2 separate regions of the Homo sapiens genome follow, and region 1 is linked to region 2. The links are chromatin loops, found by intact Hi-C in ENCODE. Cell type or tissue: PC-3. All regions are shown on one strand. Each heading gives the region's core, and the rest is flanking DNA. Links, peaks and the distances in the headings are about the cores only.

The links. Hi-C counts contacts between places; a loop is a spot of excess contacts. Peaks named below come from ENCODE experiments on the same cell type or tissue, not always from the same donor. Only the 100,000 strongest peaks of a DNase experiment are listed, where the experiment ranks them.
Region 1: a loop joins it to region 2, with 12 times the contacts of the local background. A loop is called at or near these places in 1 of 110 quality-filtered maps.

The regions. Positions count from the first base shown.
Region 1 is chr10:126,515,896-126,526,861 of GRCh38, reverse strand. All of the region lies in intron 2 of C10orf90 (chromosome 10 open reading frame 90), which reads left to right. Among named protein-coding and RNA genes, the nearest start is that of LINC00601, 100 kb to the right of the region's middle. RefSeq lists an enhancer at 4,654-5,853. In PC-3, for the core only: a CTCF peak has its summit at 5,778 (motif pointing right); a DNase peak (open chromatin) is centred at 5,361; H3K27ac peaks cover 1,430 bases.
Region 2 is chr10:126,629,750-126,640,715 of GRCh38, reverse strand. All of the region lies in intron 2 of C10orf90 (chromosome 10 open reading frame 90), which reads left to right. Among named protein-coding and RNA genes, the nearest start is that of C10orf90, 35 kb to the left of the region's middle. In PC-3, for the core only: no CTCF peak of the experiment used is centred there; a DNase peak (open chromatin) is centred at 5,605; H3K4me3 peaks cover 899 bases; H3K27ac peaks cover 2,064 bases.

The DNA.
Region 1 (10,966 bases), core at 2,842-7,841, 110 kb after region 2:
AGCATTATGATAAGCAGAAGAAGCCAGAAACAAAAGCCCACATATTATATGATTCAATTTATAGGATATGTCCAGAATGGATAACTCCAGAGAGAGACAGTTGTTGAGTGGTTGCCAGGGGCTGAGGTCAAGGGATCATGTGGAGTGCTACTAACAGGTATGGGACTTCTTTTGGGGATGATGAAAATGTTCTGGAATTTGGTGATGGTTGCATAACTTGGTGAATATACAAAAACCACGGAATTGTGCACTTTAAAAGGGTAAACTGTATGGCTTGTAAATTATATCTCAATAAAGCTGTTATTAAAAAAATTAGTTGGCCAGGTGCGGTGGCTCACACCTGTAATCCCAGCACTTTGGGAGGCCGAGGCGGGCGGATCACGAGGTCAGGAGATCGAGACCATCCTGGCTAACACGGTGAAACCCCATCTCTACTAAAAATATAAAAAATTAGCCGGGTGTGGTGGTGGGTGCCTGTAGTCCCAGCTGCTTGGGAGGCTGAGGCAGGAGAATGGCGTGAGCCTGGGAGGCGGAGCTTGCAGCAAGCCGAGATTGCACCACTGCACTCCAGCCTGAACGACAGAGTGAGACTGAGTCTCAAAAAAAAAAAAAAAAAGTCAATTGCAGAGAGAGAAGAGATCATCTCAGGCCATCAGGAAGGGCTGTGTTTAGAAGAGAATGTAACTAAAAGTCAGAGACATGGGGACCTCTCTTAGACTTGACTGAGGGAGCCTGACTTTGTGACTTCCTAGCTGGGGCCTCTCTGGAGAGCCCTGCCCCTCTTTGCCTCTGCTTCTTTTGTGTGTGTGTGTGTGTGTGTGTGTGTGTGTGTGTGTGTTGTGGCAGGTGTGGACAAGCTATTTAGGCAGCTTTGGATTCTTATGTGCCTACCCATTTAAGAGGACGGTTTCCCTGTTCTTGCCTAAATTGAAGGTCTGCTATACAGCAGGGAATAGCAGAAGACAGGCAGTGCAGGGCTCCTTGCTCCATTAAACAACAACAACAGCAAAAACAAAAAGCCAAAGAACTCAAAACCAAACCCACACCAGGGAGAAGAACAACCTTGTTCTAATTGTCTGGCTTTGCTGATAAGCCGTTGGAGAGTTCTGTAGAGAGGCCACTTTGAGTTTCTAAGTGGGGACACAGGATAATGGCAGTGGTGTGAACATCTTGAGCCTGGGTTTTTCCTTTGATGCTAGGCTCTCGGACCATGTCCAGTTTCAGTGTCTCTCCAGACCCCCGATGTGCAGCGTGTGGCTAATGGCTCTTATAATGAGAGATTTACAACTTGGGCTTTCACATGCTGCCCCAACCTCATTTGTCCAGCTCACGGCGGAGCCTGTAATCATCTCTGCAGGCTCCGGCTCTGGGCTCTAGACATTCTGCTCCGGCCAATTCAGCTGAACAGATGAGAGACAAGAAGCCCCACAGTCCCACAAACAAGAATCACATTGTTGCTGGGGAAGGAGAGGAAATCCATTCTGACATCTTATGAAAATATTTTTGTGTCTTGTTTACATAATGAATCTGTCTGTTAACGAAAGAATCTGAGGTGACAAATTCTTTGGTCTCACCGACGTGTGTGGCTTTGCAGTGGGCCGAATGCGCCTCCAGATCCTCTTCTGCAGGAAGTTTCAAGGACGTCCCATTTTTCTTCCTGGTGGGTTGCTTGTTCACCAGTCCTGAACTAAAAGCAAATAATTCATCCGTGCTCATCCTACAGAAAGTTGCCTGACTAACGGGTCTGGTAATTGGGACCCTGTTGCAGCATGGATCTCCCTTAGGGGGAAGCTGGGGTGGCAGTTGAGGGTGGCATCTCTTTCTGGCCACTCTTGTCCACAGAAGCATCCCAATTTTCTGCCACCCACCTGCAAGGGCAGAAATGGTCCCCTCTGAAATCAAACCACACTATGACTTTCAATACTATGTAATAATGATGCTTGTTCAGTGAGCTTGACAAAGGAGGGAGTACATAGTGATGGAAATAATGGCGTTTTCCACTTAATGGGAGAAGCAAGCTAAAGTGGAGACTGCCTCCCTCTCACACATGCCCTCCCTCGATGGCCCCCAGCTCTTGTAGGACAAGCCCTCATGGCAGAGCTAGATGGCACCCTAGGGGCCATACAGGTGCGTGCACTCCTTGCCTCGCGGATGAGGAAGATGAGCCCAGAGGAGGAGCTGACATGGCTGAGTGGCCAGGTGGGATCTGGAGCCTAGTGTCCTTGCCGTCTGGACCCCTCCCAGCATATCATGCTGTGTCCTACTAAGGCTCCCAAAATGGGGACAAACTTTTCATCTTTCAGCTTCTCCCAGTGCACCTTCTTGCTGCCTAAGCCCTGACTCTCTGCTTAGGTGAGGCTCCTAATTTCTTAGTCTTCCCAGCAGGATTCCTGTCCCCGCTACCCAGGCCTCAGTTCTCCCTGACCTGGGCTGCCTCCCAGCTCTGAAATCTTTCTGAGAGGAGAGTGCCTCCTCTTCCTGGCATATTGATGTCCACATTGAAGGTGTTTGGGTTGCACAACAGAGACTACCTGTGTCTAACTGCTTATATCCATCATGGTCTGAAAACAAGACCCTCATTCTTATATCCTCCTCCCTCTGCACATGTGGTCATGAAGGGAGGAAGGAATGTTTTTAAAGATGGTTTTAAGATTACTACCAAAATTATCTATCCAGAGATCTATCTCCTTGCCACCCCCACCCACCTCTCAAAACAAGAACTAGTTTGTGCTAAGAAAATATTATATAATAAGATCAAGAACCATAGCATGAAAGGCAAAAGACAATTCTTAAGAAGGAATTGAAATCAGAGACTTGGATACATGTTTGTACAACCATGTTCATTGCAGCATTATTTGTAATAGCTAAGCGGTGACTAGTGTCCACTGATGGATGTATGGATATGGATATTGTAGTATATACATTCAATAGCATATCATTTATCCTTAAAAAGGAAGGAAATTCTGACACATGCTACAACACGGATGAACCCTGAAGACATGCTAAGTGAAATAAGCCACACAAAGGCAAATACTGTATGATTCCATTTGTATAAGGTTCCTAGAGTAGGCAAATTTGTAGGAACTGACAGTAGAATGGTGGTTGTTAGGGGCTGGGGGAAGGTGGGAAGGGGGAGTTAGTGTTTAATGGGGAGAGAGTTTCTGTTTTGCAGGTTAAAGAGTTCTAGAGATGGATGATGGTAATGCTTGCATGTTAGGAAAGTATTTAATACCGCTGCACACTTAGAAATGATGAACATGGTACATTTTATGTGTATTTTATCACAGGTTTCAAAAAATGAGACAACTCATGAGAGAAAAGAAAATGGTCAGATCCGCAATGCATGGAAAAATATCTCTTTATGTGTGTCATCTCCTCAAGACTGTGAGTTCTTCCAAGACAGGGATTCCTTGTGTTCTCTGCATCTTTGCTGTCTCAGCACCCAACTCAGGCCCTCAAAAGTGCTATCTTCTCCATAAATGTTTGCTGCACTGAGATAGTGGCATGATCACATCAGTGCGGTACCCATGAGCGGGGTGCTTTCACGTGCATTATTGTATTTGGCTGTTGTCATCATCCTTGAGTCTGGTGCCCCTGCTCTGTCACCAGGAGAGACCCACACTCCAGCCACAGGGAAAGCAAAGCTGGAACAACCCACCCTGGCTGCCAAGGGCCAGAAGACTGTGCTTCACACTCCAGGGGTCTCAGATTCAGCTAGAGCCCAAGTGACCACAAAATTCAGTAGAATAGGCTTTTAAAATGTCTTTATTATAAACCATAATTTTCTGAGAGAGATGGAAACTATGTGTAAAACTGTATCTAATAACACACTGTTTTTTGAGGGAGCGTTCCATGATAGCACTGTGCTGAGCCCATGAAAACCTTTATTTGCCTCATTTAATAATTCCCAGCCCAACAAAGCCTATGCCAGCCTCTCTCTTACAGAGGAACAAACAGAGGCCAGGAGGTTACGTGGCTCGTCCAAGGCTAGACAGCATTAAAATGTGGTGGCACCAAGAGTCAACCTGGACCAGGCGTCAAAACTCAAGCTGTTCTACTTTTACCTTCTCCTAATCATGTACAGTGATTATTCATATTGCAAACTCGCAGCTTTAGTCTTACTGGAGGGGTGACACCTGGTAAGAGACTTAAATGGAGCTCAACTTCCTCATCTGTAAAATGAGTAGTCATAGTGCCCTCTCCACAAGGTCATTTCTTCCATTAAAGGAGATAACACCTGTCCAGCGTTTAGCAGGTGTGTGGCTCATGATAAACGTGCAATGCGTTTTAGCCATTATGACATGACGGAGACACTGACCAGACGCAAGGGGCTTGAGATTATCCAGTGAAATTTACATTTGTCTTGTGTTTGTGAAACTGCTTACAAAGCCACTATGCATTTATGTAATGACTGAGGCTTTATCCCAGGAGATAAAATGGCTCTCCTTATAAAATTGTGTATTTCATTGGAAAGGCAATAAGTTATGCAGTTTCTCACATTTCCCCTTTTGCTTCAGCAGTGGGGAACTCACCCTGTAGTTGTGATTCATCTGTACCAGTGCCATCTCTTTTTTTGTTTGTTTGTTTGTTTTTGAAATGGAGTTTCACTCTTGTTGCCCAGGCTGGAGTACAATGGTGCTATCTTGGCTCACCGCAACCTCTGCCTCCCAGGTTCAAGCGATTGTCCTGTCTCAGCCTCCCAAGTAGCTTGGATTACAGGCATGCGCCATCATGCCTGGCTAATTTTGTACTTTTAGTAGAGATGGGGTTTCTCCATGTTGGTCAGGCTGGTCTCGAACTTCTGACCTTAGGGGATCCACCCACCTTGGCCTCCCAAAGTGCTGGGATTACAGGCATGAGCCACCACGCCAGGCTGCCGGTGCTATCTTTAGCCCAGGCTTTTGGGTTTGAGTCAATGACTTCTCCAGCTCATTATGTGCTTTTTTTAAAAGTCAGTTTTACTGTTTTTAAACTGCATTATTAACTATAAGCTACCTCAAATTTGGTTGGGTATAAATTATAAAACAATGCTCATTATAATTTAGTGTCAAAGATATTTCACTAAATTGAAAACCAATCAGTCTTATAAGAGCTTGCATGGTAAACTGTTATATTGCTCAATTTTCTACATAAACCATTTGTAAAAAAATTGGTAACAAGTAGATTAATCACCAGTGTGACGTTATCTGGATGTATTTTAATACTAAGAAAACTTTTAAATAACTCTCATGCAAACTTGTTTTACTCATCAAAGAAGCCTCAAATGTAAACATCAAAGAGACGATTGCTGCTAACAAGAAATGTCACAAGGTGGGCTTGTATGCCACCTCCCCTGGTTGCCCTGTAAACATTCCGGTGACTTCATTACATATAGAGCTTTGAGGTTCTTTGGCCGAGGCTGGAAGGTGGAAGCCTGACTCATTCTGAGCCTAGCCACAGAGGTAAACTCCGGACATTTTTTTCTTTCATGTCGCCAAATACATCCTTGTCATTAAAAGACCTTTGAAACTGAGTAAAATGGCTTTGAAACCTCAGTAGAATATGCTCAAACTGTCTGGAGAAGGTATGTTCTAATTTTTTTCCACAGATATAACCCTTATTAAAATATAAAGTAATCTGTTCATTCTGTCCACGCTGAGTATCTTCTGGGCCCAGTACTGTATGAGGCCCCAGGGGAAAGGAGATGAACCAGGTATCTCTAAAGACCTGGGCCAACTTGGGGAGACACTCAGGAACAGATCATTACACAACAGCATGAAAAGGATGCACGGTAGCGCCTGTTGGGGGCGCTGGTGTGGGCTGGCTGAATAGTGTTCTGAAAAAGATACGTTCCAGGCCTAACCCCTGATCCCTGTGAATGTGACCTTATTGGGATAAGGGCCATTTGGATAAGGACCTTTGCAGATGTCATGGAGTTAAGATGAGGTCACACTGGAGTAGGGTGGGGCTTATGTCCAATGACTGGTGTCTTTATAAAGGAGAGAGTTTTGGAGGCACATTCAGGGAAGATGGCCATGTGCAGGTGGAGGCAGAGATTAGAGAGGGGCTGTCCCAAGCCGAGGGACACAGAGGATGCCAGACACCACGGGACACTGAGAAGGGCAAGGAAGGGTCCTCCCCTAGGGCCTTCAGAGGGAGCACGGTCCTGACACCTGGATTTCTGGCCTCCAGAACTGGGAAGGAGTAAATCCCTGTTGTATCCAGCTGCTCCCTTTGTAGTCACTTTTCACAGCAGCGCTGGGAACGAACGCAGGCACCAATCCAGCTTGGGGGCCATGTGGGGTAGCAGCGGATCGGGACTTCCTTCTAAGAGAAGCGATCTTGAGCCGTGTCACGGGTGAGGAGTTAGGAGTTAGCTCAGTGGGGAAAAGGTGAAGGCAGCACTCACGGTCATCAAGCCAGCCCCTGTGGGAAGCAGGCTGGGTTTAAGGATTTCTAACCTGGGCTCCTTGAACTCCCAGGGTCCCCCTACATGTGTGCTTCAATTTTGCACCTTTTCTTGGGGAGAAACGAATCCCTTGCATTTGAGTTTTGGAGGACCATGTGGCCTTCACGGTCACAAACTGGCAATGTCAAGAAGGTTTGGCAGGACCGGCTGGGAGATGAGGCTGGTGGGGTCACCAGCTTGATTGTGACCTTGCTGACACCAGCAGGGCAGGGAGGTGAACTGACGCAATGGAGCAGAGCCTTTGTCTCAGGAGCAAACCAGCCTTGGCTTTCAGTTGGATGTTGGAGGTGAGGGGGAGGGTGCAGAGTGGGCGCCTCTGTTTCTGATGAGGGCAACAGGAGGGTGGGGAGGATGTTGCCCCAGATGAAGTCAGGCGTTTGGTTTTTGCTCAACCACTGGCCAAGGCGATGACACAGGAGGAAGAAAGGACAGAGAACCATGAGGGGGCTTGGTTTCCTTTTGCAAAAGCTGTTTGAGGCAACTTGGAGGCAGCCGGCCTCTGAGGCGGTGCTCACGGAGGGGATCTGGCCTCTCCTCGGCTGGATTGGTCCCTCAGGTTTGGGAAGAGGGCACAAAGGCAGGACAGAGAAATGTCAAGGAGGAAACCCCCAAAAGAAAGTAAGACACACTAGCCAAGAGGAAAAAGACAGGAGACCAGAAGTTGAAGACAGGAAGACTTCCCAGAGAAACTGTGTAGTCAATAGCGCCAAATCACACCAAGATGATTAGCTGAATTTAAAGCTGAAAAGTGATTCTCTCTGAGAAACATCTGTTTTAAAATATTAACAGAGAGTATTTTTAAAAGGATGGTGAAAATTCAGAATAAACCTTGACTTCCATAAGACTACAAATAAGAGAAGGCATTTAAAAATCCAAGAAGTAAGAATTTGAGTGCCCCTTCCCTGCCTCTGACACTAATGATGTAGGTAGGAGAGTAAGTGTAATTATTAAACAGACTGAAGGCCTCTGGGCATTTGCCATTTGCACATTTCTTGGGTGGATCGATTCATGAGGCAATACATGATGGTGCTTGTCTGCTACTTTTGTAGAGATAAGCCAAGCGGTATTGGGCAACAGATTGGAATTAGACATAATTTTTAACCATATTCTATGCTTCACCCAATATTCTACTTGCTATTCTCCAAATAGGCTGGGTTTTTCTGCTTTCATACTTTATCTTAAGCCATTTCTGCCTGTCCCTTTGACTGTGGCTTGGGCTATGCCACCATCCCTCTCCACTCTGTTCACCTTTATCTAAACCCAACCCCATCTGACAAGGCCATGTCAAGTGTCTCCTCCCTCCCACCAACTTTTCCTGGTTCCCTCTGCTGGAAGGGCTCTGTCCGTGGCTTATCAAGGCTGGGGATAGCAAAGCCGTGACTTTCTCTTAGAGTTGCTGGAAAAAGAAAGCATCTCTCCCACCTTTATCTCTCAGCTCAGGGCCCCACACACCCTGAGCACTGCCTAAATTCCTGCTCAGTTGGATTCTGTTGCTGAAACACACACCGCCCTCCAGGCAGAAAACCGGGATTCTGGAAGTACTTGACTCAGGGCCTTGTGGTGTGTTCAGTCATGGTGGTTGTAGTCTCTGGGAAGGGGCTGAAAGTGGGGAATGGTTTTGGATGTGTGGTTCAGGCGGATGGAGACAGCAGCGGGTGCAATCCTTCCAGTCATCTTAGGAGAGAAGAGCTCTTAGCACCTACTAGTGAGCACACACACTCCCTGGGCACAGAGGGCAGGCGTGCTGGGCAGCAAACACAAGTGAGTCATGAACCAGCAATAACTTTGGGTGGTTAATTGAGCTGGTTTTTAATTACTTTCAAAATAAAAGCATGCTGGCTCTCATGATGTTTGTTTTTTTTTTCTATGACGGTTTTATTTGAATTGAAACCATTGGTGAAAAGCCTCATTGAGATTCCCATGCCCACAGACTAGGTGTGGTTTTTCTAAAAGTCGTGGAGTGGTTTTTGAATCAAAGCATTATGATTCTCTTCTGGGGCTTCAGACTCACCATCTGTAAAAGATGTCTTAAGCTGTCTTAGATCAACAAGCACTGCTGGACTTGAGCTGTGCCAAATGTCCTGGAATGCTTGCTAAAGCACAGGGCTGAGCCTCCTCAAAACTCCTCATTTGCTAGGTCTGCAGGTCAGTATGTGAGACACAAGAATGTGAATTTCCAACAAGTGCCCCCATCGTGTGGATGCTGCTGGTCTGGGGGCCACATTTTGGGAGCCCTTGCTGTTGAACAGCAATGCGGGGTAGGACCCTGTCTCGGGTCAGGTTTCCAAAAGGCAGAGCCTGAGGCAGGGATTGAGGGCAGTGGGGCTGGGCTGCTCTTCAGGAAAAAAAAAAACATACAAGAGTGAGGGAAACCTGATAAGGAAGGGGAAAGAGCCAAGCAAGGATGTCATCTCAGATGAAGTCAGGCATTTTGGTTTTTGCTCTGGAGCATAAAAGGCAGAGTTGTCCTGACCTTTGTATTCCTTTTTTTTTTTTTTTTTTTTTGAGATGGAGTCTCACTGTGTTGCCAGGCTGGAGTGCGATGGCGTGATCTCAGCTCACTATAACCTCTACCTCCTGGGTTCAAGCGATTCTCCTGCCTCAGCCTCCTGAGTAGCTGGGAATACAGATGCACACCATCATGCCTAGCTAATTTTTGTATTTTTAGTAGAGACGGGGTTTCGCCATGTTGGCCAGGATGGTCTCGATCTCTTGACCTCATGATCCACCTGCCTTGGCCTCCCAAAGTGCTGGAATTACAGGTGTGAGCCACTGCCCCTGGCCCCAACCTTTGTATTCCTAAGAGTCATCCTGGGCCATGCTTCAACGTGGAGGGTCATTCTCAGAGTGAAGCTATGAGCCATTGTCAGTCACTCTCCCAATAGCTGGGGTATGGGGCAGTTCCCCAGCAAAGGGCAGGACTCAGACAGTCTTGACTGCATATTCTAATTTCACAGATAGGGGCATGGGAATCAGTGAAGTTAAGTTAGAGACAAAGCCCTATTTAGTGTGTATGCTGCTGTGTTCAGGGCCTGCACACCCTCTGCCCGTTTCTTTAACCAGGGCAATTTCTTGATGCAGTTACAACTTTACTATTTTTTTAGATTCCTACACACACTTTTTAAATGTTGCAGTCATGTGGTTCATAGGCTTTTTCTTTCTTTTGATAAACATAGCATTGTAAGCACTTTCTCATGTTGCTATGTAGACTTTATATTCCTTATTTTAAAGGCCCTACATTACATCCAACACATCTACCTCCATCTCCCCAACTAGTCTGTGGTGGGCAGAATAATGTCCCCTCCACCCCCAAAGATGTTCATGTCTTAATCCCTGGAACTTATAAATATGTTACTTTGGCCAAAGGGACTTGGCAAATGAGATATAGTTAATAACCTTGAGATGGGGAATGTAGCCTGCATTTTCCAGGTGGGCCCAATCTAATCCAAGGGTCCTTACAAGAGGGAGGAAGAAGGGTCAGAGTCAGATAAGGAGATGTGATATTGGAAGCAGAAGTTTGAGTGATGCGGGGCTGTGAGCCTCTACAAGCTGAAAAAGGCAAGGAAGAGAATTCTTCCCTAGTGTTTTCAGAAAGGAACCCAGCCCTGCCACCACCTTGATTTTAGCCGAGTGAGGCCAGGTTGGACTTCTGAACTCTAGAACTGGAGCATACCACATTTGTGTTGTGTAAGCCCTGAATTTGTGGTCGTTTGTCGCAGCAGCCACAGGCAGCTCATGCTCAGCCTTTGTGTATCTGATCATGGCAGTCCCTCCGCCTCCCTGCTGGAGACGAGGCATCTCCCCAAAGCTAGTGTTTACTGTATGTTGTTATGTTCTGAGCATTGCACTAAGGGCTGGTTATGTCATTTAATTTCTTTCAGTAACCCTCTGAAGTGGATACCCTCATTGTCTTCATCTCATGGTGAGGAACCAAAGGATGCTAAGTAACTTGCTCAAAGCCACACGAGTAACAAGATCTGGGATTCAGGTGCTGGGACTCTGTGGTGTGATTCCAGTGGCTTTCTGACCACTGATGCCACAGTGATAGCAACCAGCTGGGTCTTGGGGAGGGCTGCCTTGATCCTGCTCATTGCCAATCACAACTGGTGTCATTTATCAAACATTAACTCCACACCCCACCCTGCCCGAATGCTTTCCATACGATATCCTCAGTGCTCGGATGGCAAAGCAGCATTTTTGCAGGAGGTGTTATTGCATGCATTTTATAAAAGAAGAAACTCAGAAAGGGTACACAGCCCATCCACTGTAGGTCGGCCTGGGGCCAAGCAGGATGCAGGCCTAGACCTGTCTAGCCTCAGCCTGTGTTGACTCCAAAGTTCTTAACCACATGCGATGCCACATGACCAGAGCAGGTGATTTCTGTCTTCATCAGCTTTATTGTCAGTTCATCATGATGCATCATCTCTGCGCAGGAATCCAAAAGACCTTTCAGCCCTTATATTTGTGCTTCACGAAAAGTAATCTGTGCACGTCATCTTGGATAACTGTCTCTGTCAC
Region 2 (10,966 bases), core at 3,215-8,214:
TCTTCTGTCTGAAAACCCTTCTATATGTTTCTGTTGATAAAACTCTTTCTTTTGACTGAAGCTTGATTCAACCTGCCCCACCCCACCCCAGGTCTCTCCAGGGCATTTTGTTGATTGCACAACCACAACCACAATCCTTTCACGTGACCTTGCTGACTTATCCTTTTTCCCTCCAGGACCGTGGGCTCTGAGTGTAGGGAACTTATTTTCTCATCTCTATGTTTCCAAGCTCAGGGATCAGCAGGGAGAAGTGGTTCAATAGACTGAATGGCATCATTTGTATGAAGAAGCTATTGGAGCCATTTCTCCTTCAGAGGCTCTCACTTTATCCTCCCAGGCAAACCTGCGGAGCAGGGTGGGAATCAGCGTGTGAGTGGCTGAGAACCCCATGGGGAAAACATCTGCCTTTCTGCTCTTCAAGAGCTTTGAGCAACAGGCTTCTGACCTGCTCCTCAGCTTCCCTTGTTGAGAGGGACAGAGGCTCCCCCAGAAGTGGCTTGGATGGGGTCTGCTTGGTGTTTACTTCAGCTAGCATTCACCCTGCCGTGCACAGCGGTGGTGGAAAAAGGCAGCATTGCTTTTCTGATCACTGGAGAATAAAACGCATTTACTCCTGCTTCCTGTGGAGGCCATAAGAGGATGCATTTGAGTCTGTTGTGCCTGCTTGGGTAGGATGTTATTAGAGAGAAAATAGACCATCCGGCCCTTGCCACTGTGTGACACCTGTGTGTCCTCTTATGAAGAGCCGCTGTGCTTCTGTGCCATCTTCTACTCTGCTTCATGGCTCCCTGGGCCTTGACCCCCAATTTTGCTGCAATCACCCACAAATAGTGCAATAAGCAACTGTTTCCCCCTCCATGAGTTTCTGCTCTAATTTGGCCTTTGCCTATCACCTGGTAACATAATCTAATTTAAAAAGTAATTGGTAAAACACTGTACTACGAAAGGAGCTCAACTGCAGATTTCGCAGTCTATATAGCTTTGTGTCAGACAGAAATGCATCAGCCAGATTTTACAGCTTCCTCTCAAAAGCATGAATGCTCAGTTACTGCCTCTTGTGTACCAAGGCAGTTGGCAACAAGACTTCATCCAGATGTGAGGAAATCAGACATCGGGGTGGACATGTGGGGGACAGTCCAGGAGGCCCCGTGTCTCATTCTCAGAAGAGTGGAATGAGGAGACCTACCCATGATTTCAATGAATTCCCCCTCTGAGGTGTTTGAGCCCTTCTACCTCGCCATGGGTGTCATGGTGGGCACCTTTGGGCATCGGTATCCTGATCTGAATAAAGGAGCCAGGTCTGAGAGACAGGCGTCTGGCACTGGTTTTTGGTTTTGCTTAGAAGGAGCACCTCCTGGGGAGATATCGTTAAGAGGCCTGAGTATCATGGCTGAGCAGCAACCGCACATCATGCGCCATGGAGACGAGATTTTCCTGCAACCACAGAGCAAGATAAATAGCTTTGAGTTGGCAGCAGTTGTCAACTGGAGGGGTGCATCTGAATCACCGATCAAGCCTACCACAGAAATAGGTCTCCAGGCCTCACCCAGGCCTGTAGCATCAGAGCCTATGGGTGTGCAAGAAGTTGTCATGAGCATCCCTGTGAAAACCACCACTCACGGTCTTTTGGAGTTTGCTGGGTTTTTAAGAAAGAAAGGTGTAATATTTGCTCATCCAAGTGATTGTCATTCCCGCATGTCTAAGAGTTACTCAGCGTAAAGTTATTCCATAAAAGGCTGTTTTAATGGCCTCCTCTTCACCCTGGTGGTGAGGGAAGGATTGCTGCTCTAGCGTGATGGAAATGCCCACACATGATACCCAGCACTGGACAGTTGAGGTCAACAGCTGTTTATTAGCCACATACGCTCATGGCTCCAGGGAGGAGGGCTCCGTGAGGACTGCACTGAGGAACCGTGTGAACACATTGGGTCTGTGGGAGGCAGGCTTTGTAGTAAAAAGAGGGCGGGGTGACTTTGGTTTCCTGTGATCCCATGATAAGGAGGGCTGTTTGGCTGGGGGAGCTTATCTGAGGGAGCAGCATGGGAGAGGAAATATGATAGGCCATCCAAGGCCCTCATCATTTTCCCCAGATGTCAAGGCACAGGTCATACTGGACCTCGATGTTAGGCCTTTCACCAGGAGGGCCTGGCAGGGGGAGAGAGAAGATGTAGAGGAGTGGGCAGAATGAGACCAGCTGGGACCCAGGGATCAGCACAGCTGCTGATCCAGATGTGCTAGAAGGTGTGACAGAAAGTTGAGACTTGGCTCCTAGGGGCATGGTGAGAGGCAAGTGTGGACACCAACCAGGCAAGAGGCAGTGTCAGGGGTGCAGCAAGAGGACACAGAGTCCTCAGAGGAGGCACATTTTGGTGACTGGGAATGTAGGGTGGGGATACAGTGGAAAGAGATGGTGCCCAGGTCCCACACACATCCCTGGCTCATGACCAGCCCCATCCAGAGCTCCTGAGGTCCCAGGATCGGGCAGAGGAATCAGATCCAAGTCATGAATTCACTTCCCAGAGCAATGCAGAAATCTGAGTTCTAGACTGGGCCTAGGGAGGCAGGGGGGCCCAGTGAACCCCGACCTAGAGCCCGCCATCGCTCTGAACTCAGGAATGCTGTTCCATGTCAGCAACGACACCGCTGTTGTCAGCCACGCTGGAAACCTGGAGTCTTTCTGCCTTCCCTCACTCCAATGTCCAACCATGAGTAAGTCCTTCTGATTTGCTTCCTCACCATCTTTGGGGCCCAGCCTCTTCTCTCTAGCCACTGACATGCTGGCCTGGACTCCTGCAATAGCCCAACTGTACCTTCCTCATTCTCATCTCCATCTACAGCCAGAATGACCTGCTCGGACCACACCACCCCTGCTTAAGACCCTTCCATGCCTTCCAGTTGTTCTTGGAATAAGGACCATTTTTATTGTGGTGCAAAAGGCCCCGAGGCCCTGGGTCCTGCACCCTGCACTCCATCTCCTTCCCACTCTGTCCCACCCTCTGCCACCATGTGCCTACTGCTTTGGGATCCCTGCCCATGCCTGTGGATTCCATCCTGCCAAGTGGCCATGACCCTCACCGACCTGACCTGTAGCCCCTTACCTGCATGTCCTCTGGAAGCCAGCCCGATGTCATGACCAATCGGTGGTGTCCACCTTTCTCTCCCCTGCTGTGCCTGTTGCAGTCATGCTTTCAGGTTGATTTGGATTTGATGAATACTTGCTCCTCCATCCAAACCACAAGCTCCGCAAGAGCAGGGGCCTGTCTGATTTTGCTTGCCAGTCTCAGTGCTGTGCCTAAGCACTCAATAACCCCCTGGTGGGGGAATGGGCTGGCTGGTGGGAGGTAGGAGCTAAGTCTAGGATGAAGTCTGGGTGGGGCATGGAGACAGGGAATCAGGCCCATCTCCAAGGCAGAAGGCAGACATCAATAGGACTTTGAGACGACACAGAGTGCATGTCCCCTTGTGTCTGCTTTCTACTCACCACGCTGAATCAATCTGCCCTCCTCCTGGCATCAGCCTCCTCTTCTTCCTCTGACTCCATCAGTCTGTCTCCTCCTGGTGTTGCCTGGCCCCAGAACAAGAACGCTAACCTCTGCAGAAGTCCAAGTTGGGCTTATGCATTATTTTTGGTGTGACTTTCGGCTCCTTTAAAGAAAGAAGTTTATTTGTTTCGACTTCCTTATTAATTGTTAGTTGTATATCAAGAGCGCCCCCCAAGAGAAAAATAATACTTACAAATAATCACTGGAAGTCACACACTCCTTCCAAGGGCTGTATGTTATCAGGAAAACACTGCACAGAGAGGGCATGTTCCCAAACTCTTGTGGTCCCCGCTGTGCAGAATGCTGCTTGTTTTGGTGAAATATTGTTAATAAGGCATGGAGAGAATAGACTTGGTTATGAGCTAAAGTGTTATTTTTATTTTTTTTAGTGGCTTTTGCTCAGTTGGCTATCTAAGGAAAGGATTTCTAAAAAAGAAAAAAGCATATAAACAAATGCAACATAAATTGAAAGTGACACAAGGAATTAAATGTATTTTTGAAGCTTATTGTGTTATTTAATATAATGGTCATGTTAATATCCAGCTTCCCAGCAGAAAAGGAATATTTATCTGGAAGCTGAAGTGTGGCAGAGCTGGAGGAGACAAGGACAGGTGGAGTGAAGCAACTGCCAAACAAAACACAATTATTTGTCCTCTCATTACACACCTATGACTTTTCACGGCTTATTTTATATCTTGGTAAAAATGTCAGTGTTGGCCATGAGACCATTATCATACAGCATCTTTTTTTTGGAACGAATTACCTCCTAACCTGCTTGCCTCTCTCTTCTTTTTCAACAGTGAGTCTCTCTCTTTCTCTCTGTGTGTGGTACGCTGATAACTTGCCCTTAACTCCCCTTGGTGAAATGCGGTAGGCAGGAAGGCCCACGCCTGGCTGAGACACAGCTTGTAACACGTGTGAGGGGTCATTGTTATCAAAAACAGAAAATTAGGGCCGATGATCTCTTTCCAGCTTCCAAGGGGGTACAAGGATGTCACGTGTCCTGCTGCAAATTGTATTTCTGTGTTTGAGCAGAAGACAGGTAAGGTCTGGCTTCTTGTTCAAAGGTGTCATTGTTCTTGAAAGAGCCCTGGCTTCATGTCACATGCCTACCTTGGGTACATGAGGAGACCTTATGATTATAAAACCTCCCGGAACCTTCTCCCTTTAGGCTGGTATTTGACAATGCCACCGCTTGACCTCTGCGCTGAGGGGAGAGCTCCTGAATAATATTGTGAGAGATTCAGTTGTGAAGTGTCTGTCTCTCAAACTACCTTGACCATTTGGAGTGAGTACAGATCACAGAGGGCTAGGTTTCCCTAAAGCAGTTTATATTTTTAAATGGAAATCTTTCTGAAGAGAAAATCTTATGGGAGGCCAGGTTATATAACAGATTAAAGTGGAGGAGCTCTGGCTGAAGGAGGACGGTGAGCACCCCTGCCAGGTGGACCCACTCCCCTGAGCAGTTAGAGACATCCCATAGTGTGTCAAACATGATTTGAAAACTACTGTCCGCAGGTCTGGGAGGGGAGTGCAGACCATATGAGTGACACTGATTGCTTTCTCATTGAATATTGAGATTGCATCTCGTTAATCTGGAGCTCCATGGAAGGAGCAGGTTATCACTGTGGTGGTCCTTTTTAACCCAGAGACGGGCCCTGCTTCTTTATTGATCTGCACTCCAGTTCCTAAATCCTGAGCCCACTCTATTTTATGGCTCTCACGAATGTGATTATCTTGGTGCCCTTAAGCCACAGCTGATATTTTGGGCTCTTCGAGGGTGGAATGGTTCCTGGCCCCTCTTCTCCCCGCACCCCCCATGCCTTGAATGGAGAAGAGGTGGTAGATGTGTGCTCTGGGTTTTAACTGGAAGATGGGAAGAAGCAATAATCTGTAATAGGACCGTGCTTTAGAATTTTCTTCCTTTTCCGGTATTAAATAGCTTTACTTTAATGACCCTCAGCTTCTAGTTTCTTTTAGAACCTTCATACCAGTGCTGGCAGGAGTCCAGCTACCAAATCATCTCTGAATGTGGCGTTCACTAATGCCTTGTGTGTGCTTAAGCTTGATTTGTTCTTTTTATGAGACTTGGGAAACAATCTGTAAGGGTGATTAAACATTGAGACAGGCAGCCTGAGGCGGTTGGCCAGGCCTTGTTCTTGGACAGCTTTGAAAATGGGCAACACTGGGGGTCAGGGACTTCCCTTCCAGAAAGCCGCACTGTGTGATGAAGTTTGGGAATGTGGATTCTTAGCTTGGGGTGCCCAGAGCACGGATTAAAATTTTGTGTCAAAGGATACTGTTCTTTCCTTAGGAGACAAGATTGAGAGTCAGTGTCTGGGTGAAAATAGGAGGCTTTGGAAAATCCCAGCTCTTCCACGGTTCATGCTGTGACCATGAACAACTTAATTAATTTTTGAGACTCAATTTTACAATTTGTAAGTGAAAAATGATAGTACCTACCTTGCATTGTTTTTATGAGGAGTAGTCGTAATAGATATAAGACACTCATCATAATCTTTTTTATTATTGTGCTCTAAGGATACTTAACATGAGATTTACCCTCTTAGTAGATTTTTTTTAAGTGTACAATACGCTATTGTACACTTGTTGACTCTAGGTGCAATGTTGTATAGTGGATCTCTAGAGCTGACTCATATTGCTGGACTGAAACTTTATGCTCATTGATTATTAAGTCTTCATGTTTCCCTGCCTTCCAGCTCTGGTAACCACTGTTTTTTGACTCTATGAATTCTGCTATTTTAGATACCTCATATCAGTGGAATAATATAGTATTGGTCCTTTTGTGTCTGGCTTTGTTCACTTAGCATAATGTCTTCAAGGTTCATTCATGTTGTAACGGGATTTCCTTCTTTTTATAAACTGAATAGTATTGTTTTGTGCCTATACACCTCATTTTCTTTATCCATTCACCTATTGATGGACACTCAGGTTGATTCTTGGATACTGTGAAGAGTGCTACAGTAAACATGGGAGTGCAGATATTTGTTTGAGAATCTGATTTTAAGCCTTTTGGATATATACCTAGAAGTGGGATTGCTGGATCATGTGGTAGTTTTATTTTTAATTTTTTAAGGAAACTCCACATTGTTTTCCATAGTGGCTGCAACATTCTACATTCCCACCAACAGTGTGCAAAGGTTCCAATTCCTCTGCTTCTTCGCCAAAACTTATCGTTTCTTCTTTTTTGATAACAGCCATTCTGACAGGTGCGAAGTGATACCTCATTGTAGTTTTGATTAGAATTTCCCCAATGAGTAATGACTAATTCTAATCATTAATTTTTAAATTAGCAGCACATGATATCAACCTCTCCACCTGCCAAAAGATACAGATGCTTACAGGTGTGTCCATGTAATTATTTTCTTTTCTGAAGCATTATGTTTCCTGCGTGTTGGGGGAAGCAGAGAGGTTGGGAAGAGGGAAATAGAGTGAGCACTGGGGTGGGTCTCACAGAAGGGAAGGACAACCTGTTGGATGACCTGAGAGCTCACTCTGAGCCTGCCATCCCAGGAAGTCGGACATCTCCCCGCTTGCTAGTAACATGCACAGTTGGTCTCCATGCTCAGCCCGTCCCCACGCCTGGCTTTTTCTTTATTCCTGCAGCCTCATCCTACAGGAGGGGCCACTCTTCTCCCAGCTTGCCACGGAGCCTCCTTCCCCAAATCTTTCTGGGCCAGGAGCCCTGCAATGGCCAGCTTTGTCCTTGGCCTTGGCCATGTTCATCAGGCCATCCCATTGGGTGGATCAGGCCTGTCTCCTGGCCTGTACTTCACAGCGGGCCAGCAGGGGCTGGTGACCTCACAGCTCCTGTGTGCTGCTCCACCTCAGACAGATACTGTGAGATATTCTCCAAGACATCATGTGGCCCTGGGATGTCCTAGGCCTCCCTTTCCACATCATTTCTTGCCCATCAGCAAAATTCCTGCCTCATAGGTCTTTGGGCAGTTGATGGAGGGAGGATGGAAAATGCCTGCAGAACCTGGACATCACCCCCTTCCAGGCAGTTTTATCACATGATTGGCAGGGGTAGGGGCATGTCTGTATGATGGCAGAAGGTGCCATGTAGATCCAGAAGTGCCATTTTGTCAGAGGACCTGGCATAGGCTTGGGTATGAACGGCCATGGGATTCAGGTATCTGTTGCCACAGTGCCAATAAACAAAGCATCTTCCAACTCAGTGGCTTATGGAACAACAAGCATTTCTTTAGCTCTCAGGGCTGCAGGTCGGCAGTTTTGGTGTTCTGCTCTCACTGGGCCCGCTTGTGGGGTCAGTGAGCTGTCAGTTGGGGTGATGGCTCTGCTCACTCAGGCTCATCTAAAAATGTTCACAAGGTGAAGGCTGGGGCCAAGCACAGAAGAGAAAATGCATAAGTTCACATTCAAAGCAAAGTAAATATAATGGCACAACTCCGAATCTAGAGGTGGAAATACAGACCTTACCTCTTGATGGAAAGATCTAAAAGTTCATTGAAAAGAGCAGGGTCCCTGGGGAGGGGCTGTAGAGAATTGGAGCCCCTATTGCCATGCTTCTACAACAAAGCAGTAGTGCATAGTGTCTGGGACCAACTCCACACCCAGCAATTCACTGGGCATTGAAAAGGATTTGTGCTATTTTCACAACCACTACATGAGAATGGTATAAAATGAATATTCCCATTTGGTAGATAATACTGAGATCTGGAAAAGTTCAGATCTCAGTATTATCTACCAAATGGGAATATTTATGGGGTTTCTGAATTGCTCATGCCTAAGATGGAGGTCCTATTTCTCCCTCAAGGACTGCAGTGGGGGCCAATGATCTGGGGTGTATTAAGTACTCAGAGAGGCAGTGCTGGATGCCTGCTAGCTTGGGAGCCTGAGGCCCAGCAACTGCCTGTGTCACCCTCCTTGCTGCAGCCCCAGCACCCAACACAGCATTAGAACCCAATACACAACTAGGGACTGGTTGTGTGGCAACATTAGAGGGTGGGGTGGAAAGGCCTCAAGGTCAGGCAGACCTGGCCTGAAACTTACCGTCACTTATGAACTCTGAGACTTCTGGTTTCTGGGCAACATGGTGTCTCTTCGAGGTCATTCTTGGAAATTTCCTCATCTCTTCCATTATGAGTTTCGCCAGTTTCTTTGTGTTGGGATTCTGGGGCTGCTCTCCAAGGCCACTGTATTCCAGCTCTACTGGGGCATCTGCGGCTACACACGTGAGGACAGTGTCTGGTCCCCTGTGTCAGTGTCTGACGCCTGCCCCATCTGCTCTTAGCACTCCTACCGTGACCTAGTCCTCAGGCTGCAGAGGAAGGTCCACGTTGTGGTTCTTTCGTGACTGTCTCGTTCTTTCTGTGCTGCTGCCTGTGCCTCTGCTTGCTGGGTCTTGGTGTTTATGCTGCCTGTCCTCAATTTCATTTGTTGACTGTTCAAGTCCCTGCCCTGGGTGTTGGTGCTGGTGGTGTTCTGCAATCTCAGAGGCCAGGGAGGTAGAGGGTGGCTAAATCAGAAGGGTGGTTCCCCTCTTACTGAATACTTCCTATGCACCAGGAACTGTGCCGGGCACTGAGCATGCAATGCTGAGCAAGAGATCAAGGGAACTTGCTCTCCTGAAATCTATGTTCTAGTGCTTCAGGAAAGGCAAGCATCAAGTGGACAAACAAGCAAAATTACTGCAACAAAGAGATAAGAGAGCAAAAACCAAGGGCCATTCTGCTTCAGGTGTAGAGGGTTGAATAGGAGTTTGCCATGCAAGCAGCAGGGCAAGGGGCAGCTGTCTCCAGGAGAGGAAGCAGGATCTGCAAACGTTTTGAGGAAGGAACGGGACTGGTGTGTTCAAGGAGCCAAGATAAAACTCACTGTGGCTTGATCCTACCAAGAAATGGCGTGAGTAGTAGGAAAACGAGTTGGAGAGCTAGAAAGGAGGAGGGCTGAGGTAACAGTGGCGAGTTTTCTGTTTGGTGCAGGAGAAGCTGCTAACAGGTACAAAAGGAGGGAGTGACAGGCTTCGTTTTGCTTTGTGAGAAGACTGTTGTGCATGCTGGAACAGATTCTGGTGTTATAAAGCCTAACACCTGGATAATCTGGCCAACCCTATTTAAGAAATGGAAGACAAAATGACAAGTACAAAACTGCTGTGGCCCCTTCTAGAGGTGTGGAAGGGTGTACATGTGAGTGAGTATCCTCTGCTCCACGCGGAATCTCCCTTGACGGTATGAATGAAGGAGGGCAGGAGTGAACGCTGGAAACACATCAGAGGCCTGCAGCAGCTGTCCCAGTTAAGGAGGGTGATTCCCAGGTTGTTGCAAATAGAGCCCCAGGCTTGGCTGGAGCATTGGATGTGGATGGTAAGGGAATGGAGGGTGGAAGATGATGTCACATTTCACTTCATCCTCTTAATAGATCCAAGAGCTGCTGATTATTATTTTTAGTTCAGAAGTAAAGTAACTGACACCTGGAGAGGTTAAATAACCTCTCTAAACCTGGCCTGCCACTGGAGTACCTGCTTGTAAGCCTTTGTCACCATGGTGCTTGTGGGGGCTTCAGAGCCACAGACAGCACTGGGTGATCACTCATGGTAATTGTTGACTTTAGACCAGACACACGGAGCGTCTATCAGACGGACTTGGCTTGAGTGAAGTTTCTGTCCTTTCAAACTTCCTCTTCACTGCCCCCACTCTGCGCTCTTCTCCCCGTTCCCGACCCCACCATCGCCAAGCCCAGGACCCCTCTACACTTCTCAGAGCCCTGCCTGGGCCATCACATCAGCATGGTCACCTCTCCCTCCTCCCTTGCCTATCCCAACCCCCATGAGCTCAACCACAGAGTGACTACACTGGTGCCATGCTGGGCCCTCTTCATCCAGCATCTGCAGGACTCAGCACAGAGTGGGGGTCCAGACAGGATTTGCTGAATGAAGGCCTTCAACATAAAGGCAGAGCAGCGTGTTGGTGAAGTACGAGGGCATCAGGGATTTAAGATATCCAGCTCCATTTTGTTGTTATTAAAGTGGGACAGTTATAGTCCCTGCATCACAGGGACATCAAGAAGATGAAATATGGTCCTGCCGGCACCAGGCCTTGCATGCAGTGCACACACAGGCAGCCGCTATTTTTATTATCTATATTTTAAGAGGAAAGAAATATGAGCAATGTCATATAGTTAATGCAGGATAAAACTCAGAGATATTTGCAAGCTAAAAGAGAAGTTGGTGAATGTAAAAGGGAGGCTTGTCTAGCAGTGAGGTTTACAGATGATCATTGGGGTCTGGAGACCCCACCCTCCCACCACCCTCACTTTTCCTTGCAGCTGACATTCAGCAAATCCTGCTCTGCCTGGCCTGTCCCTGGACAGTGCTTTGCCGGGCTCATGGCTCCTGTCTTCACTGAATACCAAGTATGTGGATTTAGTAATGGAAAGGG